Linked DNA regions of Homo sapiens: regions 1, 2, 3, 4 and 5 are each linked to region 6. The links are chromatin loops, found by intact Hi-C in ENCODE. Cell type or tissue: IMR-90. All regions are shown on one strand.

Region 1 (5,000 bases), 620 kb before region 6:
CATCATACATTTAATAATCACAAAGCCATTACATGGCCCACATTTCTGAGCACATCTTCCCTGAAAATTTTGACACGTAGTTCTAGGACATCACATTTTCCATGCACTGGTTCTTTTTCTTCTGGATGTCAAGCCCTCAGGTCCACATTATCTAGAAGGTGTTCTTTAAGGTAGTCCAAGAAGGAAATGGGTAAGAAATTTCCCAAAGGCTTTTAAAAGCAATACCTTGCTGACACTCATTGAAACTCATTTCAGAGAATTTGACGATGGTTTTTGGAAGCCATAAGCATTCCAGAAGAACAGAGTAGCTAGAAGTGCCCCCACCATTCATGTGTCCCAGGACTGACTGACAGTGGAAAAGCTTTATGTGTGTGTATTTTCCTTGCTGCCTGGTCAAGGTCTCCAATCAATAGTTTAAGACTTTTTCACAGTTCATTTTCGACCACCGAAGATTTCCTTTAACTTTCCTGCAAACTCAAATATGCATTTAAAAATAATCTGTTTCATTTTTGCAGGATATGGTTGAAACATTTTTCAGATTATCTAGTCTACCATATTGCCCCCCACCTTTTTTTAAATCAGGAATTTTATTTAAGTAAAAACCAATAACAACCTGGTTCTTCAATGGTATTCCTGCCATAGCTAAGACAAGCACTGAGTCCTTTAACTGACCTGCATCAAATTGTTTAGGGGAGATTTTTCCTTCTAGTTTGAGTGTTTAATGCTTTCTTTGCTGCTTATTTTCATTAAATATGGTAGAAATACTTTGAAATCTGCCCAGATTCCATCAGCCCTATTGGAGAGGCACCTGAGAAATGAAGATGATGTTTCTGACTCATAACTTTCTTTGACATAAGGGAACAATAGGAGTCAGAATATAGGATATACATTCCTCTATCTTCTACTCAATTGGTTCTCCAAGTGTGACTCAGACCAGGAGCATCAGCATCACCTTGGAATTTGCCATAAAATGCAGATTCTCAGACCCTATTCCATACCTACTCAATCAAAACTTCCAGGCATGGGCTCCAGAGATCTGTGTGTTCAAGCCTTCAGGTGACTCTGATGGCGTGCTTACATTTGAGACCCTCTGCTCTGGTCTGATCACCCAGAATCTCCCTTGGGAGAGCTACCTTGAAATTTCTGCTTATTTCCCCTGCAGCGTATTGAAGACTCCACGGTGGTTGTTTTGTTTTGTTTTGAGATGGAATCTCACTCTGTCACCCAGGCTGGAGTGCAATGGTGCGATTTGGGCTCACTGCAACCTCCGCCGCCCGAGTTCAAGCGATTCTCCTGCCTCAGCCTCCCGGAGTAGCTGGGATTACAGACACGTGCCACCATGCCCGGCAAACTTTTTGTATTTTTAGTACAGACAGGGTTTCACCTCCGCAGTGGTCATTAAAGCTTGACCACTAAATTGCCCTGGTTCTTCAACATGCACTAGGCAGGCTGGACCAGAAGCCAGGAGACCTGGCTCCCAGTCTCATTATCATTACTAACCAGTCCTGGAGTTTTCCCTCACCATGAAGATGGAATTTTTACCATCTGCTTTCTCTGCTTTGTGTGGCAGGAAGATAAAAAAATAATAATAATGGATATTCAAACGGTTTATATTGCATGTAAAATGCAATGTGGCATTGATTGTAGATCCCTTAATTCAGACAGATTTCCCCACGCAGACGCTGTGTGTCACAGGGGGAATGGGCAGCGTCACTTTTTACATCCAGTCATATTGTATGAAATTGCAACAAATTCAAAAAGATGCCATCGTGGGAGTGTGGTGAGTAAAAAACAGCTTTCATGAAACTCAAATCTTGAAAGTCAGATGCTTTCTGGGTCTTGTTTAACTGTAAAAGAGATAGATGAAGTATTAGAAATGGAGAAGGAAAGGGGGGAAAAGCCATCCATTTACTGCTTAAGAATGGCTCTGCTATTGCGATACCTAAGGTCACATGCGTAGCCACTTGGGTTAATGATACTCAGTTTGTCCACGGAGTGGCAGTAGCAACTGTCTGAGAATCAGTCTCAGCCGGGGTTCCTTCTGTCTATAGAAAGTGAAAGACAGACTGTTATTCAAATTCCATGTGCAAAAAAGCCTTCTTACATTAAATACCTGGGCATTTCAGGAAGAAGTTTTATTTGACTTAAACTGTGAAGGCAGTTTCTCATTTGAGGAAAAGAAAGATATAACGTGTTTCAGTTGAAATGTCAAGATCCTTTGATTGCACATTTGGTTTCCTAGGATAAATTATTCTAGCCAATGGAGCAGAAACTGGCTAATCAAAGGCACAGTGCACAGTTACACTTCTGTATATCATTCTCTTTTTTTAAAATAATAGCTGGAATTTTTTTTGAAAGTGAAATTACAATTTACCACCTCAACTCAGAGGACATATTAGCTTGATAACTTATTCACAGTTGCTGGTGAGTTCAGGCTTAAATCATCAGCTGTCACTCACAAGTGTTTACCCTTGAACTTTCCGAATGAGACATCAAACGTCTTGGTAGTGGGTGGGTTTAAACAAAGCTGCCCACGCGAGAACCATTGTGGAGCTTCTTGTTCCAGGGGCCGGTCACGGACAAGCTCATGACCAGCACACTCAGATGTGACAATCAGATAACAAGAGGCAAGAGAAGACTTTCTGGGAAATAAAAGATCATTTTTGTGATTTCTTTAAATTCAGATCATATAAATTAGGTGAAGATAGACATTATTTCTCCTGTTTATGTAAAAGAATTTAGACAATGAAGTCACGAAATTCATGAGAATAATTTAAAGACTGTTGGAACTTCCCAATGTTTTTCTTGGCATTCAGTCACTACACATAGAAATGTATACTATGCCGGTTCCTAATGACTTAGCAGTTCCCTCAGGCTTTGTTCCACAGGATGTGACATCTCCTCTGCCAACTTTTCCTGCCTCCTTTCCTAATCATAGGATTGCTATTCTCCCTGACAAGTAAAGAATGACAAGATATTTTATTAAAAAGATGTTTTATTTATCTTTTAAAGATTTTTTAATGTATGTATCTGCCTCTGAAATTATTAAGAATGCCTTAATAATAATCCCTCTCATTTTATTTCAGAAGACACTATTGTAATAGCATGGCTAGGAAGGAAACACAGCTAATTATTAAGATGAATCATTTAGCAAGGTGGGGAAAAATCCCTTGTGTGTAAAAATATCTAGTGATTGACATATTACCAAATTTACATGAAATAGATTTCCATGTAATTGAGACTGATTTTTCCTATTAGATGGAAAGAACCTTCCTGATCAGGACTGGTGTTGGGGGAATGTTTTCCTTATGAAATCAGAAGCAGAGCTTCTGTAGGGCCGTCCAAGATCAGGATGCTTACTTCAAGATGCCACTCTGCATCTCTCCCCACCTGCCAAGTGTTTCCTGTCTCCCAGATGCTTTCTATTGGCTTATTGTAAGGACTTTGACTTCTGCGCTACGTGAACTGGGGAGTCACTGGAAGAGTTTCAGAGGTGCACCTTGGTAGACTCAGGCTTTCTCTGGATCTCACTGGCTGCTCTTATGAGTCCAGAATGGAAGAGGATGAGGACAAATGCAGGGGGATGTTAGGAGACCACTAAGCAGGTCCCTGTCATTTCTCTCTCTGTGATTCCTTTTGCTGCCACTTTCTCCTTGTCCCCTTGGCTCCAGCCCCCTGCTGTCCTTGCTGTTTCTTGCACCCGCCCGTGAGGCATGCTCCTGCCTCAGGCTCTCTGCCTGCCGTGCTCTCACCTCGCAGACCCACGTGATTTCCTCCCGAACCCCCTTCAGGCCTCGGTCCAAACATCACCCTCTCATCGAGGTCTTCCTTGACCACACTGCTTAAAATTGTCCCCCTCGCCTCACCTTACCACCTTCACTGCCTCATTTCTCCTTTGTGCTTAATCACCATCTCACACAGTTATCCAGAGCACGAGCCCCACGAGGAAGGGTCTGTCTTGTCCACTGTTGGACCCCTGACACCTAACCCCTGGGGCTGGCCCACAGTTGGGAATTGCATGGCTGTCTGAAGCCAGCACCTTCCTGGTTCTGCTGTTCCCTGGAAGTGGGGTTCAGTACACCCCACGAGCCAAGGCCCTCATCTCAGAGGGCGTGCACATGGTTGCCTCAATTGTGCTTTCACACTGGACCCTTCCTGCAGTTTACTCTCCTATGTCAGATGCCCTTCAATGAAAGCAAGTACATTGCCACCTTGTCACACCTCTAGTTACCATTTTCTTTATGGTCCAGGTCCTGACCAGCTCTAAAGATGGGTCAGCTGCTGTATTTCCAAGAACCCCATGACTTCCAGGGCCCCTTGTTCCCAGGAAGGCCCCGCACCCCAGTCGTCCCGTGCATAACCTCACGGGCCAGCACCTGGTAGCTGCTGGAAGGCTTCTGGGGGATGCCTGGGCCCCTCCAGCCCTACCTCTAGTCCTGCCACTTTACAACTGAGCACCTCCCGCTGCTGCCTGCTGAACCCTTCAGAGTCCTTGCCACAGGCCCTATTTACTTTTTCCTGAGAAGGTATGTGTGATGCCAAAGAGAGAAAAGCAGCATTTGCTAATTTGGGTAAAATGTTTCTTTGGGAAGGGCAAATTGATGTACAGTTGTCCCTCAGTATCTGTTGGGACTGGTTCCAGGACCCCGTGGATACCGAAACCCTCAGATGCTCAAGTCCCTTATATCAAATGGTGTAGAATTTACATGTAACCTAAACACTTCCTCCTGTACACTTTAAATCATCTCTAGATCCCTTACACTACCTAATACAAACTAAATGCTATATAAATAATTGTTATACTGTATTTTTTAAATTGCTATTATTTTTTATTGTTGTGCTATTATTTTTATTGGGCTCCCTCCTCCCCCTCCCACCCCAGTAATTTCAATCCAAGGTTGGTGGAATCCATGGATGCAGAAACAATGGATACTGAGGGCCGGCTGACTAGACCTATTTTTATTGTAATTACTCATTCTCTTCTACCTCATTAAGCTTGG
Region 2 (5,000 bases), 390 kb before region 6:
CTTATATGTATTAAACTGTAGTTTACAAAGCCAAAAGAAAACAAAATACAAGGTGAACAGCGAAACAGACCTAAAAAAGTACATTCTACTACTTCCTATGTCAAGTGTATATAAGGCTTTTGAGCTAAAAGCTATGGCAAGTACCATCCAGCTTTAGAAGTCTGTATGTCCTTACCCGTATCTTCTTCATTACTCCAAACAAAATAATCTAGCTGACCTGCTTTTCCTGTAGACGGGAAAGTTTAAGAGTATTTGCTTTCTATTTCATTTTTACCATCAATTCCAATGGCTAATAAAACAACATATAAGATGCCCTCTAAAAACAGCTATTCCCTTTAAACTAGGCAAAACCAAACTTATTTCTCAAAGTCTTCCAAGAGAGACCAGATGAGCCAATTACTCAGTAGTTTAGAGGAAAACCTCAATGTTCGTTCTCCCTGAGCCATTAGGTTTACAAGTGACATTTATTTATTTATTTTTGGGATGGAGTCTCGCTCTGTCGCCCAGGCTGGAGTGCAGTGGTGCAACCTCCGCTCACTGCAACCTCTGTCTCCCGGGTTCAATCGATTCTCCTGTCGCAGCCTCCAGAGTAGCTGGGATTACAGGTGCGTGCCACCACACCAGACTAATTTTTGTATTTTTAAGAGAAACGGGGTTTCACCATGTTGGCCAGGCTGGTCTTGAACTCCTAACCTCAAGTGATCCGCCTGCCTCGGCCTCTCAAAGTGTTGGGATTACAGGCGTGAGCCACCGCGCCTGGCCGCAAGTGGCATTTTAAAGTTCAATATTACCACTGAAGATTAATGGATATACATAAGACTGGAGTGGCATCACAATTTTCTCACAACTGCAATTCCAAAATAAAATCCAGTTGCACTTTTGCTTAACACAATCCTGAAAAACACAATCCTGTTTCTGTTAAAACCTAATGGTGAATCAAATATGAGTCTCTCCTAAAAGTTCACCAAATTTCTAATGCACATAGTAATCTAAATCACAAAAACAACTTTGTCAAAAATGCAGGACTAGAAACAAAGGAAAACATCGATCAGTCATTACTTCAACCATTAACAATGGAAGCACAAAGTGCCATTTGACTGGTAAAGGTTACTGGAAAACCCAGATCTCGAGTTTCACACTGTTAAGAGTATAAGATGCACGGACTGTACTGGAATTAGCAGAAATGGTTCCTGCTATAACTGTGCTTTACCTGCTATTCTCTAACACTGCTGTCCAGTAGAACTATCTGAAATGAGATAAATGTTCTATGTCTGTCCTATCCAATACAATAGCCAATAGCTACATATGTCTACTGAGCACTTAAAATGTGGCTAGCAAAACTATGGAACTTGGTTTAATTTCAATTAAATTGCTACATGTGGCTAGTGGCTCTCTTATAGGACAGAACAGTTGTATAATTTGAAATACAAGGTATAAACTGTATTGACTAAACCGTAGTTTTTCAAAGTATCATGACCTGATGTTAACACCAGGCAAGACCATTCTGATACCTAATGATACACAAGGTCTGCGATCAGCCTAAACATAAAATTCACTTATGAAATGAGAATTCTTGATATTAGATTCAGAATTTAAGGTGCAATCTTTATTAAGTAATATAAAAAATAGTCTCAGGTTCTTCCCCATTGTTTTCGCAAACGGGGTGCTCACTTTCAAAATAGTTTTCCAAAACATCCAAGTTATTTTCCCTTCAAATCTGTTCAACATCTTCTGTTCAGGAAAACAATGGCAAAAATAAGTTGTCAACACTAGTAAGTGTCCTGCGACAAATTAATGTGTAAATGTCACACATTAATTTTCCTTTTCCTTAAAAGAGGGGGAAAATGTTTGGCAGCGTCCGGATCCTTCAAAAGCCTTATTACCCATCTTTCCAAATGTTTAGGTGTACAAAACATTCAGATACAGTTGCGATTTCGTTCCTAGATACAAAGTAGTTTTTCAGTTCCAGAGAATTACAAGTCATTTTGACTTGTATTCTTTGACCAGCTCTTCATAAGTCAAGAAAAGTAACAAGATGGTGCACAAAATGTCAAAAGAAAACAAGTCTGGAAACTTGCATTGAGTAACTAGTCGCTAAGAGGAATCAATTGCCTTTAACCCGGAGAGAGAGTCCCTCGCACTACCCAGCCAAGCAAACAGAACAAGGTCGTGACCCTGGGTCACGGCCGCCAGTACCGCTCCCGCCCGGCAGCGGGGAAGCCACCTGTTAGGCCCGAGCCTCACCTGGCAGGAAAGAGGAAGCGATTGCCCGGCAGCTCGCCCGACGCGAGGGCGGTGAGCGTGGAACCCGCCCCTCTTGCTGCAGCGGCTAGACCCCCGTCGGCACGTGGGCTTCACCCAGGCCCCGGCAGCTCTGACAGGCGGGTCGCCCGCGGACCCCGGCCCGCCGTCTCGCGCAGGTCCCCGGGGCAGGACCCCCGTTTCCCTCGCAACCACCCCGCCGAGCGGGCGTCCCAGCGGCCCACACCGCCGGTCCGCCCTGCTTCCCTTCCTTCCCGGACGGCGCGATCCCGCCCTGCAGCCCCTCACCTACCTGGTCACGGAGTTTGAGGAACGCCATGGCGGTCGCCTCCGCGCCCACTCCAGCCTCCTCCTCCTCCGCCGCTGCCGCTGCCGCCGCCGACCGGCCCACTGCTCCCGCCCCAGTAGCCTTGGCCGCTGCCCGGGACCAGCGGGTCCGCGGCCGACTGCGCTGAGAAGACCTGCGGGCAGGGGGCGGCGCCGCCTCCCCGGCCGCCCGCCGCCGCCGCCGCCGCCGCCGCCGCCGAGAGGTGAGGTGCCCGGCCGGTCCCGCCTCCTCCTCTGAGGACTCCCCGCCCTCTTCCTTCCTTTCTTTCTCCTTCCCTCTGCTGCCTGCCCTACCCGCCGCTGCCGCCGCCGCCTCCTCACGCCCCCTTCCCGAAATACCCTGGCAGCCCCCGCGGCCGCGCCGTTCCAGCCCGCGGCAGCGGCGGCATCCAAACTCCACAATATTACCACCACCGCCCGCCGCGATTGGCGGCCGCGCGGGGGAGAGGCCAGAGTAAGCCGAGCGCCCATTGGCCACGCCGCCGCGCTCGCTGGTGACCCCCCCGCCTACCGCGACGGGAGGGGCATGCGGAGGAAGCCGCAAGGGTGGGCGCGGGGCCGCGGCTCGGGCGGGGCGGGGGAGTCGGCAGGGGTGCGGGCCGGGGGAGGGCGGCCAGGTGTCCCGGCTCCCAGGCGCTGCCGCCTCAGGCGTGGTAGGCGGAGTCCGGGGCGGAGGTGGCGTGGGGAGGTGGGGAACGGCCCGGGACTCGCACGTGGAGGTGGAGCGCGGACGCCTCCCTCAGCCAGGGCAAGACTAAGGAGCTGGGTGAGGGACCGGAAGGGCTGGAAGGGGTGGGCACCTGGGGGCTGCGGCGAGTGGCGATGGGCGAGCCGGACTTGCACGTGGAGAAAGCGTGAGAATGTGCCCCTGGGTTTGGGGAGGGTGGGGAGCCAAGGAGTGGGATGAGAGGTGGTCACGGAATGGGGGGCGCTGCTGTCCTCCCCGGGGGCTGCAGGCCGAGACCGGGTGAGGGGCGGGGGTGATGCTGGCACTCTGGACGGAAGGGCGTCGTCTTCGCAGCCGAACAGGTTGTGGACGCCCAATCGTTTTTCTGCCCGTAGTCCCAATCCGAAGCTAAGCTGTGTGGTTTTCCCTTGAAAGCTCCCCAGCCAGGCTTGCTGCCTCCACCCCTTTCGCATCTGAAGCATTTTGCCTCCCACTCGAGAGAAATCAATTTTCTTAAACAAACAAAAAAAAAGATGTGCAGGATTTCTAATAAATAGCATCCTTGGATGGAGGAGAAGAGGAATGACTCCCTCATCCTGCCACACACACCCCCACGCCACCCCGCAGCTCTGAAACGGCTTTTCTTTCTTAGCCAGCCGCACGCTGTTGCCATTCCAGGCTCGTGTGGGAGAAGATTGTTGTGCGCCTGGGTCTGTCCGCCCGGGCGGCTCCAGCCTCTGGTTTATAAAAGGTGCAGATGGTTAAAACACAAACGTGTGACGTCAGGGTCGGTTTTTAAAAGTCTCTTCTACCCACTACATCAGTTGTGTCTCTTGGGATGGACTTTAGAGAATCGATTCGAGCCTAATGGCAGTCTAGAGAAATGGAGATCTTCGTCAGGACTATCAGATTATTGTAATGCTGCACTTATAACAAAAAACTTAGATTTAGCCACGCAAAAAAAAAAAAAAAAAAGAAAATAGAGTGCAAGATAAAAAAACACACCTGATTAACTGATAGTACGACCCTTCCAATATTCTTTGAGATATCCATGCTATGGTTCCATTGAAACAATTTCTTACCTAAAATTATGTCCCTCGTCATGATATTTTCTACTTAAAATGGAGGAATTCTCATAACTGTGATCTAACCGTCATAATGAGGCTAAAAAGGAAATCAAACTGCTCTTGCTTTGCATTCTCTTCAGTAGCTCCTTTACCCTTTATTTCAACTCCAGCAGATAAAATAGAGATACTATTTGTCACCCAACCCCTCCTTATCAGTTCAGTGAGGGTGAATGAGTTAATGTCGTGAAAGCACTTGAGTTCTCCAAAACAAAGATGTTGTGATAATATTACTACAGTACTTTGTGATTACAAGTTAGCTTTGTAAATAATTACCAATGTGCCATATCCAGTCGTGTTCTATCTTGGCCTAGGAGTGTTAGGATTTACCCTCATTTATAAGTAAGCCTGTTAAGCACTATGGATGTTGAGCCAGGAATTAATATAGCCCTCCTCTTCCCACCAAATAATCTCTCCTCTAGGTTAAATTTCTAGAATTTAAAAACACAATGAGAACCTGATTAGGAACATGGCAAAGATGATTTTTTGGGAGAATGTAAGTGTGTTTGAGAGTATGAATTTATGGACTAAATATGCATTTTAATAGATTTTGTGATTGAAGCTAATGAAACTTTCCAGGACTCTTTTGAAATTTTCTAATTAACAGTAATTAATGAAAA
Region 3 (5,000 bases), 430 kb before region 6:
TATACTCTAAAAAATATTTCAATATGTTTGAATCTGACATAAGAAGCCTAACAAATACTACCAATGATATCAAACAAGCTTATCCTATCTTCACTAGTGCCTGCAGTCCAACACACCTGGAGGTTGTGAGATTTTTTAAAAACTACTTTCATGAAAACATAGGAGTCACTCAAATAATTGAGGTTCCCCAGTGATTACTGAATGACTGTTAATGTTTAAAGTGTGCAGCACAATCATTTAACATGTAAGAGAATGAGCTATGAGCAAAAGGATGCATACATCTAAACCAAAGTTTGAAAACCTTTAGTAATTTAGTATTTCAGAACAAAATAAATAAAACTAGTTGCGATACCATTATTTTCAGCTGTTTAACATTTTCTTCTCCAAGACAGAGATCTTAGATTTATAAGCCCCCTCCACTGAAAATTTACTTGAATTATAAAACGGCTATACTAAGTCTTCCACTAACACAGGGTCCACTACTATAAATGTTTCTACAATAAAGGACTTTTTGGCTGACACTAACTATTTACTCACATACAGTTATGTATGAAAGCTAAGTTACAAGGAGGCTTAAACAGCAACAAACTAACAAATTACAAGAGCTGCCTATATTACTGCAAGAGACTACTAGAAAATAACCTACCATAATAGGAATTCCCATACTATTTTCCTCTGGTGGAGGCAGTTGTACTGTTTCAATTCCAATCACAGGCCTGTAGCAGAAAACAGATATCAAAAGAAAGAATACGCTGATCCTAGAAATTAAGGGCTATGTTATTTATAAATAACTAGTACCTTAACAAAACATTGAATTATTGGATAATATTCAAAAACTTACTTTGGATTTTATTAATTCAGAATTTACTTTTATCCTTCTATCAAGAAAAAAAATACTAATCTGGGCAACAAAACATTTTTTAAAGGCTTTCTTTATATATTAAACAGAATTGGCTTCCCAGAAGAGACTTAAAAAGTGGTGTTTGTTTCTTAGAATTCCTAGCAACAAGTCATTCTCATAAATCTTAAACACAAACACACACACACACATATACACACACAAACTTTTCAAATGCATTCACTAATAATATATTCAGTTACTTACTAATCAGCAATTATTTACCCATGGGGACGTGTTGATTTAAGAAACTGCCTATGAAAAGTTTAAAATATTCAATCTATACGCTTTTTGAATATGTAGAACATACTCATTTCAGTAATACATAAATTTAAGAAATCACTGCAATATCTCTCAAAGAAAACTCTGGTAATTTTATACATATATTATATATAAAAAGTATATATATATACTTTTTTAAAGGTTAGGATAATACATACATATTATTTAGTAACTTGCTTGTCTCCATCACTCCTCATTTAACAATGTGGACCTTAAATATTCCGCAACACCCTGAATATGACATTCCATTCAAAAATACTGTATTTAATTTCCTAAGAGTAAATATTTGGGTTGCTTCTATTTTAAAATTCATATATAATAATTTTTCTAAGAATATTATATATTCTTGTATAATACTTTTCCCAAGATAAAAAATAAAATTCCCACAAGTTAATTTTAGTGAAATGGCTTGTCTTCACATAAATAAAATTAGGCCTAAAAAATTATGGAGCCATAATTCTCAAGTGCAATGACCTAGAAAGAACAAATGTCAGAATTACATTCCCTACATAAAAGTGTGGGGCCAACCACATTTCTTTTGTTTTTCTTTTATGACAAAATTTTGCCCTGTCACCCAGGTTGGAGTACAGTGGCCCAAATGTAGTTTCAACCTCCTGGGTTCAAATGATCCTCCCACCTCAGCCTCCTCAGTAGCTGCGACCACAGGCATGCATAACCTCACCCAGTTAATTTTTTAATTTGTTTGTAGAGATGGGGTCTCATTATGTTGCCTAGGCTGGTCTCAAACTCCTGGGCTCAAGCGATCCTCCTGCCTTGGCCTCCCAAAGTGCTGGGGTTACATGAGTGAGCCACTGCACCACCCACACACTTCTTATTGTTCTGAAAGAATCGTCATCAATGCTATGACAAAGAATCATCTTTGTTATAGTAATTACTATTGTAGTAATTAATGCCTTCTAAAATGTTAGAAGACATAAACTATCCTTGGATAGTTGGAGGAAGGTCAGCTATAGTTCTAAACATAAAAATCTGTTATTTCTTCCCTTGTCAAAATTATTTATGAACAAATCAACCTCATCAGAAAATATTAAAGGTACATTATTTTAGGTTCTACAGCATGTAACAGATATGGTAATAGAATTAGTCTGCCATATGGTGGCAGCAAATACCAAAGAAAATTAATTTCTTGAGTACGTCCATTTAAAAAGTTAATGTCTTCCCTGAGTCATGTATTTTAAACAAAGGTTTCAAATAGAAGAGGCTTTACAGGTTTTCATAATTATGTTTTAATCTTGTTATATTAATAGTCAAGCTCAAAACAATATCACGAGCGTATTTCTGACTGATTGAAAACCGCCTTCTGTTACTATGGCATTTACCAAATCAAACTGCCTCAAAAACTATGTGGCTCTTGATGCTTATCAGGCAACATGTAATTGCAATGATTTTCATTGTATTAACTAAAATTTACATATCTTATAGAAAAATTAAATTTTCTTACTTTAACCAAATCCACCTAGCCTAGCCTCCTACCTCCACAAATATTTACTCAATAATTGTTTGTTAATAACTATTTATATGCTAAATGCACGGAATATAGCAGTAAACACAAGAATAGTTTCAGGTTTCATGAAACTTACACAAAATCTCTCATGTATTTCCTTTTCCCTGATTTGTAATATGGGGTTATTAAGACCAGCTTAAGTTAACAGCCTAAGGATAAAAAATACTACAGTGTCTCTTCACCTATAATTTACAATTTAAAAAACACTACACAGAAATATTCAAGTAAGAAAGTTTTATTTTTCCTGCTATGACTATGACTGCTTTAAAGTCTTTCTGTTCTATAAAGTTGCTTCAAAAGGAAAAGTGTTTGGTGCCCTTTATTTTACTACACTATTTAACCCACTAGATGCTAACTAACAAACATTTAAGTTACATGAAACTGAAAAATGTATAAGAGCATCTTTTCATATAAAATTATCAAAGTATGTCAATCGTCTCAATTTATATATAGAAGTTATTGCCAAAGTGTCTTATAATCCAAGACACTGAGAGATAGGAAGCTAGGATAATGAGTAAATCCAAACTGAGAGTAAATATGTGCATAGGTTGTGCATAGATTAATCATAGAGTTAAAACACATCTGAAAACCCATCTCTATTAAAAAAGAGGAGGGAGGTAGCCACAGTGGCTCATGCCTGTAATCCCAGCACTTTGGGAGGCCAAAGTGAGAGGATCACTTCAGCTCAGGAGTTGGAGACCAGCCTGGACAACACAGCAAAACCCTGTCTCTGTAAGAAAACAAAACCAAAACCAAAAGAAACCCAAACAAAAGCACACATCTGAATACTGTAAAGGCCCAGTCTTCCACAGAGTGAGCATCGTTTAAGGTAGGGGCTGTGTCTCACTCATTTCATCAGTATGTCCACTCTACGATTTTCCTTAACATGTAACAGTGATGAACAATTTCTCACGCACAAACATTTCACATACTGATGATTTTATCTTGTCAGTAGAAGTACCATGGTTTTTTTTTCCTTGTTATTTTGTTTTTGTCCCAACTAGATAGAAAATTTTATAGGTTATAAACTAACATCGGCAATTTCATATGGTCCAACCTAATATCAATTGCTCACAACATTAAGTTCCTAGAGCTACCGGTAGGCACCATTTCTTATTGCTCTAAGTACTCACCTTCTAATAAGGGAAAAGAGAAATAAAAAGTAAACTACAAAGCAGTGCAATAAGTGCTCTCCTAAAAGTTTGTTGTGTGTATCTGTGACAGAGGGAGACAGACAGACATACAGTTCCTTAGGAATCACAAGATATACCAGTTGATGAATCCTATGAGGAAAACTGGAGGGCAACCTAGTAAATAAAATTAACTAAGATTCCTTTGCTAAGTGATCGCTATACTGAGATTTATATATTTAAATAAATATAAAATTACCAGGAAACCACTAATTTCTTCCTAAGATGAGATACAAGCAAGAATGCCTGCTCTTAATCACTCTTACTTAATATCATATTGAAAGAAAGAGCACTGCCATAAGGGTAGAAGGAATAAGGGATATATAGTTTGGAAGGGAAGAAATAAAAGTGCTTGCATTCACAGACAACATGATTGTCTTTATAGAAGATTCCATGGAATCTATTAAAAAATGCCTAGAATTAATAAGTTTAGCAAAGTCATAGATTACCATTGCTGTTTCTACATACTACCAATGAACAACTGGAAATCAAAACAAAAAGCAGTACCATTTATAATAATACCCCAAAACTCAAAAATACTAAGGTATAAATTCAACAAAATATGTACAGATTATGTATGCTGAAAATCACAAAATACTGATGAAAGACATCAGAGACAACGTAAAGAAAACAGATACAGGAGCTCCCCCGTTATCCACAGAGGATATATGCCACCCCTCCCTCACTCCACGGAAGCCCAAACATCTCAGGTAGTGCTGAACCCTATATATACTATGTTTTGTCCGACACAGGTTGAACATTCTTAATCTGGCAATTCAAAATCTGAAATGCTGTAAACTCTGAAACTTTTTGAGTGCTCATATGACGCCACAAGTGGAAAATTCCACAAATAAGTACTTAACAGAAACTTTGTTTCATGCACAAATTTAAAATAGTTTACAAAATTACCTTTGGGTTACACGTATAAGATGTATATGAAACAAATGAATTTCGTGTTTAGACTTGGGTCCCATCTCCAAGATCTCTCATTACATTTATGCAAATATTCCAAAATCACAAACACATCTAGTCCCAAGCATTTCAGACTAGGAATACTCAACCTGTACATACATACCCTATGATAAAGTTTAACTGATAAATTAGG
Region 4 (5,000 bases), 260 kb before region 6:
ATTCAGTGACTGGTGAGATCCCTCTTTATAGAGAGCCATCTTTTCTCAGTGTCCTCACATGGTCGAAGGGGTAAGCAATCTCTCTGGTGTCTCTTATATTAATATGAGGGTCCTAATCCCATTCATGGCCCTTACGATCCAATAACTGCCCAAAGGCCCCACCTTCTAATACCATCACCTTAGGGGTGAGGATTTCAACATAGGGATTTAGGGATTTGTGAGGGAGGCAAGCATTCAGACCATAGCAGGCACATACATACAATGGAATATTGGTCAGCCTTTAAAAGGAATCCAGTTTGGACACATGCTACAACATGAGTGACCCTTGAAGATATTATGTTAAGTAAAATAAGCCAGGCACAAAAGGACAAATATTGCATGATTCTACTTATATGAGGCACCTAGAGGAGTCAAATTCATAGAGACAGAGAGTGGAATAGTGGTTGTTGCTAGGGGCTGGGGAGAGAAGGAAATAGGGAATTATTGTTTAATGGGCACAGAGTTTCATTTTGAAGAGATGGAAAAGTTCTGGAGATGAATAGTGATGATGGTTGCACAACAGTGTGAATGTGTTTAATGCCACTGAACTATATGCTCAAAATTGGGTAAAATGGTAAATTTTATGCATATTTTTATCACCATAAAATTTTTATTTTGAATTTTATAAAAATAAAATGTTCATTTTATTTTATTTATTTTGAGATGGAGTCTCTCTCTGTCACCCAGGCTGGAGTGCAGTGGTGCAATCTTGGCTCACTGCAACCTCTGCCTCCTGGGTTCATGCCATTCTCCTGTCTCAGCCTCCTGAGTAGCTGGGACTACAGATGCCTGCCACCATGCCCGGCTAATTTTTGTATTTTTAGTAGAGACAGGGTTTTGCCACATTGGCCAGGCTAGTCTCGAACTCCTGACTTCAAATGATCCACCCGTCTCGGCCTCCCAAAGTGCTGGGATTACAGGCGTGAGCCACTGAGCCTGGCCATTCATTTTATTTTCTTGTTGTTTTTTTAAAAATTATATTTATAACTATGGAAGAGTTCAGTTGAGCTGCAATTAACTATTTCTTTGCTATTCAAAGTCAAGGGACTAGAAGCATTGGCATTACCTGGGAGCTTGTTAGAAATGTAGACTCTCAGGCCTCACCCCAGATCTACTAAATCATAATCTGTAGTCGGACAAGATCCCCAGGTGTTTCGTATGCTTATTAATGTTTAAGAAATGCTGAATTACTTGATATAATCCTTGTTTTGTAAACATTTATTGATTTTAATTATGTAATTTTCTGTTTTGCATTTTGGAGTCATCATACATTTTTCAAGGCCTCAGAAAATTGTATAGGATTTTGAGACGCTCTCAGGCCCTAGACCCCATGTCTAGAATGCCCTGGAGATGAATCTGGTAAATTTTACACATAGTCACATCCCTTTTGTCTCTGATTTCTGACTTTCTCTTCCATAGTTACAGTTCTTCAGATCATCTATCTGGTTTTTACATGAGTTCTTCTCTGAGATGCTGCTAAGATGGCTCTCTAGGCTTTCAGAACCACAGCCCATGGAAAAGGGAGCCCCACCCTCAATGCAGACCCAGGTTTCTCTCTAGGATACCACATCCCAGGCCCATATAACCTTATTGCTGCAATTACTAAATTATTAAAATCAACCGTAAAGCTTCCTACTGAAGAAAACTTCCTAGTTCATTTTTTTCTTTAACTATTTACTGAAGCATAATATACATGCAGAAAAGTGCAAAAATAAGCTTACAACCAATACATTTTAATACATTAGCACTCTGTTATAACCAACCTTCAAATCAAGGAATAGAATATTAACAGTACCCAGGAAACCCTCTGTGTCACTACTACCCCATCTCCTGCAAATTAACCACTATTTGAACTAATAGCATAGATTACTTTTAACCAGTTTTTTTCTTTATATAAACACAATGCCATAATATATCCTCTTTTGTGTCTAACTTCTTTTGTTCGACTTTACATTTATGAGGCTCATCCATATTGTTGTAATTGTAGTTTGTATTCTTATTGTTGTATAGTGTTCCATTGCATGAATTTACTACAATTTAAATTCATTATATTATTGATGGGTATTAGGGCAATTTCCAGTTTGGGGCTATTACAAATAGTGCAGCTAGGTACATCTTAATACTTTTGTCAGGGAAACACATGCCACATTTCTGTGGGAATTAGGAGTGAGATTGCTGGGTCATAGCGTGTGTCTATGTTTAGCTTTAGTGATACTGTCAAGCAGTTTTCCAAACTGTAAGCCCCATTCTTAATGTAAAAGTGAATGCTCCTGCCCCTGTTCTATCCCTTCCTAAGAGTTGTGACAAATCTCAAACAGGACATTACTTTCACATAGGTTTATGAATTTCTGCCAAAACATTGGTGCTCACATTTCAAAATAAATAAATGCATCCATGAAATCCTCACCAGCGGCAGACTGAGAAAGCAAAGAATCCAGATGACAGCCATAATGCTGAGATGCTAAGATGGTTTTCTTTGTTGCCTAGAGCGCTGGGAGTCTTTTGCAAAAGCTGCTGCCAATCAGGCTTGCCTATCTTTGCAGGGCTAATTAACAGCACTTGGGCAAGCAAGGGGGCGGACGCCTGCACGATGATGCGAATGGTGCCATCCCAAGGCTTATGACTAATTATAAACACAAAGCACTTAAGGGCCGAGATTAATAATGAAAAAAAAAAAAAGCCGAAACAAAAAGCTGAAAAACCTCTTCAGAATTCTAATGCCAGCATGGTTGTGGTTGCGTGACTCAGGGCAGGGGTGCTGGCAAAAATCTCCGGACTAAATCACACAGCGCCTATGTCATGCAGCCAGCCTCCCAGTCATGTGCTACAGAAGGGCTTCCTTTGTGTCATGCAGGATTTCAGGGGAGTGTGTCAGCTCCATTTCCAGGGTGCCCTGGGCCCTAGCATGATAAATCTGTTATTCCCTTGCCCTCCCTCAGCATGGAAGAGCAGACTGGGGTAATTCAGGCCCCTACAGGAGTGGGTAGGGTGGGGTTGTGTGTGCAAGCTCTGATCCCCTTAGCTACAAACCACAAATAATCCATAAAGTATGCAAATTAGCTCCCAATTAATAGCACTTACTAACATCTTGAACTGTGTAAGGAGAAGCTGTGTTTGCCAGAGAGGAAAGCAACACTCATGCACCTCATTGCAAAACACGTCTGGTCAGGCGGAAAACCCTGGACTTGCTGGGAGGGAGGGAAGAATGAAGTTGAAACTGAAAGGCTGCTTTGGTGCCCTCAGGTCATCTGGAAAAGTGTCCACACAGTTCAGGCTTGAGGAGTAATTTGATGTGAGATGAGGATTCAGATGAGAATGAGTTTCCCTGCTTCCCCTTTCCTTGGGGCTCTGCTTGGTCCAGGCCCTAATGAGTTCTGAATGTTCAACTACAGGTCCTCCCACCAGCCTCTGAGAAGAGAACAGGACAACCCAATACCCCCAGAAAACTGGAAGTAAGGGTCAAGGGTTGAGGTGAGGGTGGTGGGGGAAGGGAGGAGAAAACAAACTATTACTTTTAAAAAGTGGTGAAAAATTGTTTGCCATTATCTGTTGTTTTTTTCCTTTTTAATACTAGCCATTCTGACTGGTGTGAGATGGTATCTCATTGTCATTTTGATTTGCAGTCTCTCTGATGATGACTTATGTTGAGCATTTTTTAACATTTGTTGGCCACTTGTATGTCCTCTTTTGAGAAGTGTTGGTTCATGTCTTTTGCCTACTTTTTGATGTTTTTTTTTCTTGTTGGTTTGTTTAAATTCCTTATATATTCTGGGTATTAGTCCTTCGTTAGATGCATAGTTTACAAATATTTTCTCCCATTCTGTTGGTGTCTGTTTACTCTGCTGATAGTTTCTTTTGCTGTGTGGAAGCTCTTTAGTTTAATCAGGTCTCACTTGTCAATTTTTGTTTTTGTTTCATTTGCTTTTAAGGTCATCATAATTTTTTTTGCCTAAGCCAATGTCTGGAAGAATATTTCCTAGATTTTCTCCTAGAATTTTTGTAGTTTGAGGTTTTACATTTAAGTCTTTAATCTATTTTGAATTAATTTTTGTATATGGTAAATGGTCCAGTTTCATTCTTCTGCGTATGGTTAGCCGGTTTTCCCAGCACCATTTATTGAATAGGGTGTCCTTCCTCATTGCTTAGTTTTGTTGACTTTGTTGAATACGAGTTTGTTGTAAGTGTGCAGCTTTATTTCAGGGGTCTCTATTCTCTTCCATTGGTCTATGTGTCTATTTTTGTAGCAGTACCATGCTGTTTTGCTTACTGTGGCCTTGTATATCATTTGAAGTTGGGTAATGTGGTGCTTCTGGCTTTGGTTTTTTTTTTTTTTTTTTTTTGCTTAGGATTGCTTTGGACTCTATATGAATTTTAGAATAGTTTTTTTCTAATTCTGTGAAAAATGACATTGGTAGTTTGACAGGAACAGCATTAAATCTTGCAGATTGCTTTGGGCAATATTGGCATTTTAATAATACTGATTCTTCCAACCCATGACCATAGGATGCTTTTCCATTTGTTTCCATTTGTGTAATCTATAATTTCTTTTAGCAGTGTTTTGTAGTCCTCCTCATAGAGATCTTTCACCTCCTTAGTTAGATGTATTCCTAGATATTTTATTTTATTTTATTTTTGTGTGTGGCTATTGTAAATGGAATTGCATTCTTGCTTTGGTTCTCAGCTTGAGTGTTATTAATGTATAGAAATGCTACTGATTTTTGCACATTGATTTTGTATCCTGAGACTTTGCTGAAGTCATTTATCAGGTCTAGGAGCTTTTTGGCAGACTATGGGGTTTTCTAGGTATCAAATCATACTGTCAGTGAAGAGAAATGACTTTCTATTTTTCTATTTGGATGCCTTTTATTTCTTTCTCTTGCCTGATTGCTCTGGCTAGGACTTCTAGTACTATAATATGTTTAATAGAAGTTGTGAGAGTGGGCATTCTTGTCTTGTTCCAG
Region 5 (5,000 bases), 69 kb before region 6:
AACAAGCCCTTCAGGTGAGAATCATTGTCCTAGAAAGCAGAAAGTGAGGACTCTTGCTTGTTCATTCTCTTCTCCGTCCTGGGTTCTAGTTCTTCTGTCTTTAGGTCAAATGGCTTTATTTCTATAACACAGAAGGGAGGTTAGAGCAGACATTTGCCAGTTCTAACACTCTGACTCCACTACATTTTGATTTTAGGGTTATTGTTAGTGTTTGCTTTTAGTTTGGATCAAAATAACAATTGCAGTTTACATTTAGGGGGCTCTTCCCATGCGTCTGGATTTACTTTACAAGCTTTTAATGTATTAACTCATAAAGTCCTGGAAAGTCCTCACAGCTCTGCAAGATGGGTGCTAGTAGTATCATCATGCTTATTCTATAGGTATGAAAACAAGGTGAAGTTGCTTTCCCAGTCACGCTGCTAGTAGGTAACAAAGTCAGGATTTGAATGCAGGCATGTGAGCTCCAGTCTGCCTGACCCACCACTCCATGCCACCTGCCTTGGGCCACTAGACTAAGGAAACAGGTCCAGTGCCTGAGAGCCAGAATACTGTGCTGACTGCAATTTACCCTGCCAGGGCAGCCCCAGCCCCAGGAGGTAAGCTGAGAAGTGTAGGTGATGGGCAGAGCTGTGCCCAGGGAGATGCTGGCCCATCCTCCACACCCCCTGCTCCCTTACTGTCACCATGGCTGACCACTGAGGAGGGAGCCTTGGTTACCAGCATCCAGGGAGCAAGGCAGCTTGTTAGTTTTAGTTTGGTGATTTAGGTCCCTTTTCCTATAGGCCATTGCTCCTCCCAGAGCCTGGAGAGTTTCCTGGAAAGCAAACATTTGTGCAGGGCAGCAGTTGGAAGCAGGGCCACACACTCTTCGGATCCCTGATCTAGTTCCCCTCAGCCTGGCTGCTCAGCCACTCACACTCGAGGGTGTGCAATTGCAGGGTCAGCAGCCGGGAGTGAACATCTCCTTAAATTGTGTGCCCCGGGTGCCTCACTCACCGCACCCTACTTCCATTTCAAACCCGCTACACTGTTTTCAAGCCTTACCTTTAAAAGCTATTTTCAGGAAATTCCCACCCCATTCTAGTTTTGTGCCCTCCTTGCACCCTGGAGTTTTAACTCACAGCACTTACAAAACTAAAGCCAAATGATTATTGATGTATTTATCAGTCGAATGCCTGCTTTCCCTGCTATGCTGTGAGCCCCTTAGAAGGTCAGGACTGAGTTTGTATTGTACATCCCAAAGCCCAACATGCAGTAAAGAAGTGATTGCTGAATGAACAAACATAGTTTTCAAATTTTTTGACACTATTTTTCACTGGCCTGGAGCAAGAGTGAGCATCCTCTTTTTGCCGATAAGAAATAATATTGCCTGAAACGAGAGGGTCTGTGGCTACCAAAGTGGTCTGTGTGTGTGACTGTGTGTTTGCATAGTGCAAATGTGTGGTGAATATGCATATTTGTGGGTCATGGTATATGTATGTTCGTGCATGTGTGTTGTATATATTCTCTGTGTTGTGTGTGCATTGCATTATGTGTATTAAATGGATGTCGTGCATGTATGTGTAGTACATGCAGGTACTGCGTTATGTGGTGCCTATATGCTTGGTGCATGTTACTTTGTGTATGTGATATGATATGCACAGCTATGCATTGTGCAATGTGTCATCTTGTGTGCATGTGTGTTAATGTGCATGTATTATGTGCATGGTTCATATATGTATTGTGTATTGGGGTGATGCCACATGCATTGTTCATCTGGGTGTGTGTTGCAGTTTGCTATTTGTTTTGCATATGTTCACGTGGTGCATGTGTGCACAGGTATTGTGTTGTAACTGTGTTTCTTGTGTATGATGTGCTTCTGTGGTGCATTGTGCTATAAATGCATTGTGTGAATGGGATATGCATATATGTACAAGTGTGTTGTGTTTATTATGCATGTGGTATAAAGTGCATGGATATGTTGTATGTGGCACAAGTGCAGGTAAATTTTGTGGTGTGTGTGCTGTGCACGTATTTGTGTGTGCTGTGTGTGTAGTGTGCATGGGTGTAATACGTGTGTATTGCGTATCTTGTGCATGTGGTGTGATGTGCACATGTACTGTGCATGTACTGTGCCTGTGTGTGCTGTAGTGTTTGTTTTACATGTTTTGTGGTACATGTGTGCGTATGTATTCTTTGTGTGTTGCATGTATGTTATACATGTGAGGTGTGAGTGATACATGTGTATATGTGCAGGCATGTTGTGTATGTTATGCATGTAGTGTGATGTTCATGAGTGTGTGATGTGCACTGTGAGTTGCGTGGTGCAAGTGTGGGTACATTTTGTGCTGTGTGTGTTTGATGTGCACGTGTGCGTTTATGTGTGTGTGCAACACTTCAGTGGTTGCTTCTTCCAGCCAGAGTAACCAACTCGTCTTGACTTGCCTGAGACTTCCCAGATTTTAGCACTGAAGGTCCCAGGCAGTCGGGAGGAAACTCCTCAACCCCTGCGAAGGGAGACGATTGGATTCTCCAATCCCCAGCTTGCCAGGGTTCTCACGGAACGGCCGCCAGCTTTGTGCGGAGGTGCTCAGCGCCCTCTGCTGGCCCCGGCTGGTGCGTGCGGCCTGCGCAGCCCAGGCCTTGGCTGCAGACTCCCCTCTCCAGTCTGCGGTTCAAGCTCTGGCGCCTTCCCTTAACTGGATTCCTCGCCTGCATGCACAAGAGAGTCCCTGCAAAGCAAGGCAAACGATCTCCACCCTCCCCCCAGGGTGACAGGACTCTTCGGCTCCTACCCCTTTAAATCTGGGCCACAATACAACACAGAAGAGAAACAGGCATATATTAAGTGCCTGCAGTATGCGGGCCCTGCACCGCTGCTTTCCCACCAGGACCAGCAGAGCGCTAGGACATCAGGAGCCTGTGCCTCGGGCTGTAGCGCACCCCGTGCTATCGCCAGCCACACATCCCCTTGCAATTCCATCCTTGACTCCTAAGCCAGACAAGCCCCTCTGGCCCAGTTCCTACACCCAAATGCCCAAACTAGCTCTGCCTGTTGTCCTTTCCCCCCTGCCCAGGCCACAGGCCTTTTTCTGAGTACCTTTAGAGTCATTTCTGGAGGTCAGTTTGAATAGGTGGCATTTGAGGAAAATTACCAATGATGCAAGAGCAAAAAAGAAAAATATCAGTGGAAAAGAGGTCAAAAGACAGTCTCTGAAAAGAGAGGCAAAATTACAGTGAACATTTATTGAGCACTTACTATGTGCTAGAGGCTCTGCTAAGTGGTTTTTGTTTTCAACTCTTCATAGAAAACCTCTAAGGTAGGTTTCATTTCATGGATGAGGAAACTGAGGCACAGAAAGATGGAGGGACTGGTGCCAGGTTATCTGACCAGGTGAGTCTGACACCAAAGTCATACTCTTAACCACCACACTACACTTTGCCAGTCTGCCACTCTCCAGACCAGAGATTGGGCAAGTCACATGGGCTGGAAGTGTTTTCATCTTAAAATGGGGAGAACTCACACGGGTCCATGGGGAGACAGTTGCGGAAATGCTTATCACAGCATCCTTGATGGTGCTGAGGAGCTGGAAGCCACCAGGATGTCTTGTCACAGGGCAGGAGGAGCTGGGTGCACCCTATGAGATACTCAGCCTGAGTTAGAAGCAACAGACTCTGGGTACATTCAACAATGAAGGGAGACCCTAAAAATCCCCTGCTGAGTGAAAAAGTAAGGCACAGAAAGCGGCCTACAGCACTGTATCATTAGGGGAAATGTAAATCCATGCAAACTAACCAATCCATTCTTTACAGGAACAGAACAAACTCAATGAAATGGTTGTGCTGTGGGAAAGGGAGGGTCCTCGGGGCAGAGGTGGGGATAAAACTGAATGAATACTGAGGCAAAATAGAGAAGAGCCCATGATGGAACCGCAAACAGGAACGGGATTAACTCAGCCCTTCAAAGCTGCTGTCAAAGAAGGGGCGGGAGGAACAAGCCCGGCCCATTTAGCCTCCTGTAGCACGGATGGTTTTCAAAGTTCTTCCAGGCCCCAGCTCTCCTTTGATCATCCTGGTATCCAGTGCAGGGGCAATGGGTTCCTAGGATCAAAGAGGCTGCTGTGTGAGCCAGTGCTTTGTAATCTACATCTACGGCTGAACTTGAGCGTGCATCCGAACAACTAGATGGCTTGTTAAAAATACAGATTCCTGGCCTCCATTCCTCCAGTTTCTGATTCAGTGGGTGTGAAGTGGGGCTCAACATTTGCATTTCTGCAAACTCCTGGTACTGCTGCTGCTGCTGCTCCCAATCCAGAGACACTTTGAGAACCTCTGCTCTAAGGCACACTCTTTATGCCGAACAGACTGGCCAGAGCAGTGCTCCTCAAACTTTAAGGTGCATGCGAATCTTCTAGGCATCCTGTTAAAATGCAGTCAAATTCAGCAGGTCAGGAGGGCAGCCTCAGATGCTCCATTTCTATCAAAGGCACTCCAAGGTGGCACCAGCACTGTTGGCCCACAGAGCACATTTTTCAACAGTGAGGAGTTACACCACGACTTCCCAAAAGTATGTGCACACCCAACCCCCCTATATTGCTTGTTAAAAAGACGTAGATGTTCAGACCCCCTCACTGGCAATGCTCCAGAGTTCTGAGTTGGAGCCCAGTAATCAGAATTTTTTTAAGCTGATGCTAGATAGTCTGGGGAACTACTGGTAGAGAAAGCGAGTGGAGAGCTGGTAGAGTTTGGGAAGTTTCCACGTAGGAAGCAATACTAGAGTCAGAAAATAGAAAAGAGAGCAGAGAGGAACAGGCTCCCTCATGGCCCCGGCAGTTTGTCCCTAAACATAAATGTCAACTCAGCGGTAGCTGGCTGTGTGCTACCTGCTTTTAACTTGCCTTTATGGTTCAGCCTGTGTTTCCCTGGTTTATGTACCCATAGCTGTGATTAAACAGTTGTGGACCTGTGGTTGAATCCTGGTACCACCTGTTACTGTGTGACCTTGTACAAGTCACTCAACC
Region 6 (5,000 bases):
AACATCCAGGGAGCAAGCACCCTGGCTTGCTAGGACAGTTAACACTCCCAGGACAACTCTCAGTCACTGAGGGGATGGGAACCAGTGGATGGATGTCTGGCCTCTGTCTTTCAGGTGGATAATTATACAACGCATCCTGTATATTTTTTAAGAGGGTCAACAGAATCAAGTGGCAACTTTAACGTGTCCTTATATTGGCGCCTCCTTCTGCCCCATCTCACATCCTCACTCCCACACTCCTGCTTCCCAGGTTCACACCCCTCATGAACCACCTGCATCCAGTCCTTGTCTCATGCTCTGCTTTCAGGGAAACCCAAACTAAACCACACATGAGCACAGTCTTCCTTTATAACACAGGCTTTCTAGACTAACATGGCTGATGCACATTCAGTCTCCAACTTAGGCCCTAGAACGGAAACAGGGCCCAGCCATCCAGACACCTGTGGGAATCCTGCCACAGGGCCCTTGGCCCCACTCTAGGGCTGGTCCTACATCCTAAACATAATCAAGAAATTCTTTCCAGTTTTCTTGGCTGGGTCCTTTCTAGCAGGAACATTTTGATGGCATGTGACAGAAACTGAAATTGAACCGGTTTGGTCCTGTAGAAGCAGGGGAGATTACTGGAAAAATACTGAAGCATCACATGAAATTGAAGGAAGGGTTCCCCAATCCATGGGAAGGGCAGGGGTGCAGCTGGGCCTCAGGGGAAAAGCCATATTCCCGGCTTCTTCCACATGGAGGACTGTAGCCGCAAACAGCTCAGGAGGCCCATATGAAAGAAGACACATGCATATGCAAATATCATAATGAGAAAGTGTTTCTGCAAGCTCCAGGGAGGAAGAAGCTTTGTCACTATTTTTTCAGTGATTAACTGGAGTGTCTAAAACAGTATCTGCAATATGGTATATGGGTAATAGACATTTGTTGAATGAATGAACAGTAGAAGGAGGAAGAGGGAAAAAGAGGAGGTGGGATGGGAAGAAGGTTTGGGGTATGACTGTGAATGAAGCTATCTGGCCTTCAGCTTTGGATGGACCTTGCTTTTTCAAGAGATTATGGCTGGGGGCATTATCCCATCTTCCTCAGCTCAGAAGCTTGCTGTGGCTCACAGTTTCCTGTGGAAACAACCTGACCTCCTTAGTGTTACATGCAAATCCCTCGCAAGTTGGCCCCTACAACCTCCTCTTCACACACCCTCCACTCAGAGCACACTGGCCCACAGCCCAGGGCCATCCTGAGGGAACTGTCCTAAGGGTCACTGTGCCCTCCTCTGGGACAAACATACATGTTTTGAAAGTGGTTTTTTTTTTTTTTTTTTTTTTTGAGATGGAGTCTCGCTCTGTTGCCAGGCTGGAGTGCAGTGGTGCAATCTCGGCCCACTGCAACATCCGCCTCCCGGGTTCAAGTGATTCTCCTGCCTCAGCCTCCTGAGTAGCTGGGACTACAGGTGCATGCCACCACACCCAGCTAATTTTTGTATTTTTAGTAGAGACGGTTTCACCATGTTGGCCAGGATGGTCTCGATCTCTTGACCTCGTGATCTGCCCTCCTCGACCTCCCAAAGTGCTGGGATTACAGGCGTGAGCCACCGCGCCCAGCCTGAAAAGGATTTTAAATTGTTTTTATGAGGGAAACATGTTATCTTGTTCATGTAATACTCTATAGCAGAACCCAGTAGGGAATAATAGATTCTGCATATATAGGAATACTCTTCTAACTCTGGAAAGAAAAGCATAATATTATATAGATTAAAAAGAAAAGTATTTATAGCAATAAATAATTGAAATGAAAGTATTACAGGAATAAAATATTTTAAATAAAAATTAGGTGGGAAAATTGACATTGTACTTGATGAGTTGTGAGGCCTATGGCTTGTAATTTTTCTGAGAAAGTTAGAGAAGCATGAAATGAGTATATTCACAGTGTTTGCTGTTGTTGTTGTTGCTATATATTTACCATTGTGTTTCCTCTTCAGAATGTGGCTTTTCATACATAAATACATTTGCACAGAGTAAATTTTGGATGAATTTGAACCAGGGGGTAGAAGATATATCTTATATTCCAGCAAAGACTGTAGTGTGTGTGTGTGTGTGTGTGTGTGTGTGTGTGTGTGTCTGTTTGTAAGACCTTCTGCTAAAGGATGCTTGCAGACAAAGTCCTTATCAGCCATGACACAGAAATATGGATCAATAAGTGTGTATTGAATGGATGAACAAGAAAAGAGAAAAGCAGCAATTTAGACTGTGTGCCTAACACTGTGCAAGGTGCTTAGCACATGTCTTTTCATTTAATCCTCACAACCACCCTGCAAGGTGATTTTCATCATGTCTAATTTACAGAAGGAGAAACTGTGGCTTGCCCAAGGTCACAAAACTAACAAAGGATTCAAATCCAGGAACGTCAGATCATGATGCCTTTGCCGTCTGCATTGAGCGCCGCAGCCCTAATTGGTTAGCTTGCGCCACCTAGTGGCAGAACTAAAACAGGAACCAGGTCAGCCTGCAACAAATATTAAAGCAGCAGGCTGCACCCTTCAACGGGGCTTGTGAAACCTGGAGAAGCACAGGCACGCCTGTGACCCACACTCACTCCAACCCCACAACTGATAAAAGACAACGCAAGGCCCAGAATCAGATAACCTGGGAAAGTGTGTTGTAAATGAAGCATCATTTCCTCTTGAAATACATTTTTTGTCTTCCTGTACTGGGAACATAAAAGTCCCTCACCATCCCCTTGACCTCTCAGCATTTCCAGGGCTTCCCTCGACCTCAGTCTGCTGTCCCCCTCCCGGACCCAGCACCTTTTTAGCACTGAGGATCTAACCTTGTGCTCATGAGGCCTGGCTTGGTGGCGACACGTCACCCAGCACACACAGGGGCTGTCCCAGGAACGAAGTGGCATGCACATGTGGCACTCCAGGCTTCCAGCTCATCTGTGAACAGCTGCGGTCATTTGGTGGCGAAAACTCTACAGCCCACCTACCAGCCTCCTAGCCGCAGTCCCACCTGCTCCATTTTCACTACAGTCGTTTTTGAAGAGGGGCGGTGTTTCTCCTGCAGTTTACTGACAATGTTTACAGAGAAGCTATCGTTCAAGCTACTGTTCACTGCCTCCCTCCCCCGCTCAAAACACATGAAAAGTTATTCTGCCCTAGAAAATATAGGTGCCTTAGCCAGCAGGCAAATAAACATCCTCGTGGTCTATGCCCTGCTTTTGTGGTCTAATTCATTTTCTCCCTCATTCTCTCTCTCATTCTCTCTCTTATTCTCTCTCTCATGCTCTTTCTCTCTCATTCCTTCTCTCCCTTCCTCGTTCTCTGTATCTGTATCTCTGTCTTTCATAAGCCGAAACACACATACACACCGTGATATAAGAACATATAAAATCACGTGTAAGGATATTGGAATACAATTTAAGGTGAGTGCAAAAAAGGGCAGAGAATGGGCAGTGCAGAAAAGCTGGAGTTGTCGGGGGAGAAGACTGCTGGGCCCCGGATGATGAGCCCTTCTCTGAACAGCATCCAGTTTGGACACAGTAGAGAACACTGACAATCCCAGGTCATTGTGCCTTCAGTTCCTTAGAGGAAAAAAAGACAGCTTGAAGACAAAATCACTGTGAGAGTCACAGAAATGACAATGAGGCATCTGTTTTTACTTGAAATAGGTATGCATTTTTAAATGCCTCGCTTACCTCAGGTGGGTGGTGAATTCTAACGTACTTTCATGCCAGTTACTTCTGCACACCAGTGGGAGGCATCCCTGAGTGCTCTCTGACAGCTGAACGGATCTTCTCAGAGATGCCCTTATTCCAGCACTATTTCTGCAATGTATAGAAAGCACTATCCTTGGAATCAGTTTCCTGCACTTGGGAATGAGGCGATGGAGACTGAGGAGCCCCAGACGGGAGCCAAACAGAACCTTGGCTGGGGTGGGCTCCTCGTCAATGTGTGTGTGGATGGGGCATGGCCAGGCAGGGCAGAACTTCCTGACCAGCTAGGAGTCTGTGGAAAGCAGACTGGTTAATAACATGGACCATTCCAGCTCCTATCATTATGCATGGCACATAGCAAGAACTTAACAAATATTGATTAAATGAAGAGGAGTAGCAGACACTTACTTCACATTTTTCCACATGCCAGGCCTTGTTCTAAGTGCTTTTCTTATGCTAACTCATTTTGTCCTTTCAACACTCCAGTGAGGCCGGTGCTGTTACTCTCCCCATTTCACAGATGGGAAGACCGGACAGAGAGAGGCTAAAATGCCCAGAATCAAACTAGAAAAAGGCAAAGCAAGGATGTACATGAGTATGAAGCAGGTGCTGTGCTAACTGCTTACAATTGTTATTTCATTTGACCCTCATAGCACCCTGTGAAAGAATATCATTGTCCCCATTTTATAGAAGAAACTGATGCTCAGAGAGGTTAAAACAATTCCCACTAATAAGTGGCAGACTTAGGATTTGAACCAAGGACAATCTGACTTCAGACATAGCCATAGGGGATTAGCGCCCCCTATTGCCCACTCTAGTGAGTTCTTAGGCTGTTGGGGAGCAGCCTGGCAGTGTCCAGGGTTGTCCTATATGCCTGCTGGACCCTGGCTGACTGGGCCCTGACAACCAGCATCCTGGAACTGGCCAGAGGTGCAGGGACAGGCTGGGGAGGGGTGCAAAGGCCCTATCTGCTCCCTTCCAGTCGTCTGGGGCGTTCTCACATTGGCAAGGGCAGAGTGCTCCCTTCCTCTGAGTGGATCAGGGATGACATTGATAGGCCCCTGGAAACCAGAACTGCTGGCTTCTTCTGGCCTGTGTCTCAGATGCTGACCTCTGGGGAGTGAGAGTCGGTTGGAAATCCAGCCCTTTCCTCCTCTCTGAGCCCATCTCCTCTGGAGGGGTGCTTTCCTCTTGGCACCTTTGTGCCACATGGGAAATTCAAGTGTCCTTTGGTCCTGCTGGAGAAATAATCCTGCCAACAAAAAGACCCCTTCGTACCAACACAGGAGAGA

The links. Peaks named below come from ENCODE experiments on the same cell type or tissue, not always from the same donor. Only the 100,000 strongest peaks of a DNase experiment are listed, where the experiment ranks them.
Region 1: a loop joins it to region 6, with 3.0 times the contacts of the local background. A loop is called at or near these places in 69 of 110 quality-filtered maps.
Region 2: it touches region 6 in a loop (5-fold over the local background); 4 of 110 quality-filtered maps call a loop at or near these places.
Region 3: a loop joins it to region 6, with 10 times the contacts of the local background. A loop is called at or near these places in 93 of 110 quality-filtered maps.
Region 4: a loop joins it to region 6, with 6 times the contacts of the local background. A loop is called at or near these places in 2 of 110 quality-filtered maps.
Region 5: it touches region 6 in a loop (7-fold over the local background); 60 of 110 quality-filtered maps call a loop at or near these places.

The regions. Positions count from the first base shown.
Region 1 is chr3:15,628,341-15,633,340 of GRCh38, forward strand. The region is part of intron 1 of BTD (biotinidase); the gene reads left to right. Among named protein-coding and RNA genes, the nearest start is that of BTD, 29 kb to the left of the region's middle. In IMR-90, a CTCF peak has its summit at 1,989; DNase peaks (open chromatin) are centred at 2,011, 2,531 and 2,821; H3K4me3 peaks cover 1,024 bases; H3K27ac peaks cover 2,505 bases.
Region 2 is chr3:15,856,823-15,861,822 of GRCh38, forward strand. LOC107986064 (a long non-coding RNA gene) reads left to right here and starts at 3,292. Exons shown (of 10, transcript XR_007095831.1): 1 at 3,292-3,443. It also overlaps a transcript of ANKRD28 not described here. RefSeq lists silencers at 2,320-2,569, 2,630-2,909, 2,990-3,309. In IMR-90, no CTCF peak of the experiment used is centred here; a DNase peak (open chromatin) is centred at 3,009; H3K4me3 peaks cover 2,419 bases; H3K27ac peaks cover 1,342 bases.
Region 3 is chr3:15,813,594-15,818,593 of GRCh38, forward strand. It overlaps a transcript of ANKRD28 not described here. Among named protein-coding and RNA genes, the nearest start is that of ANKRD28, 18 kb to the left of the region's middle. In IMR-90, a CTCF peak has its summit at 2,289; a DNase peak (open chromatin) is centred at 2,308; H3K27ac peaks cover 855 bases.
Region 4 is chr3:15,980,205-15,985,204 of GRCh38, forward strand. No RefSeq gene overlaps it. Among named protein-coding and RNA genes, the nearest start is that of MIR563, 110 kb to the left of the region's middle. In IMR-90, no CTCF peak of the experiment used is centred here; DNase peaks (open chromatin) are centred at 2,837 and 3,207; H3K4me3 peaks cover 1,021 bases; H3K27ac peaks cover 1,881 bases.
Region 5 is chr3:16,175,938-16,180,937 of GRCh38, forward strand. The region is part of intron 1 of GALNT15 (polypeptide N-acetylgalactosaminyltransferase 15); the gene reads left to right. Among named protein-coding and RNA genes, the nearest start is that of GALNT15, 3.8 kb to the left of the region's middle. In IMR-90, a CTCF peak has its summit at 2,584 (motif pointing left); DNase peaks (open chromatin) are centred at 2,564 and 4,594; H3K4me3 peaks cover 2,756 bases; H3K27ac peaks cover 3,890 bases.
Region 6 is chr3:16,245,022-16,250,021 of GRCh38, forward strand. It overlaps a transcript of GALNT15 not described here. Among named protein-coding and RNA genes, the nearest start is that of DPH3, 17 kb to the right of the region's middle. RefSeq lists an enhancer at 2,321-2,615. In IMR-90, CTCF peaks have their summits at 2,467 (motif pointing left) and 4,508 (motif pointing left); a DNase peak (open chromatin) is centred at 2,440.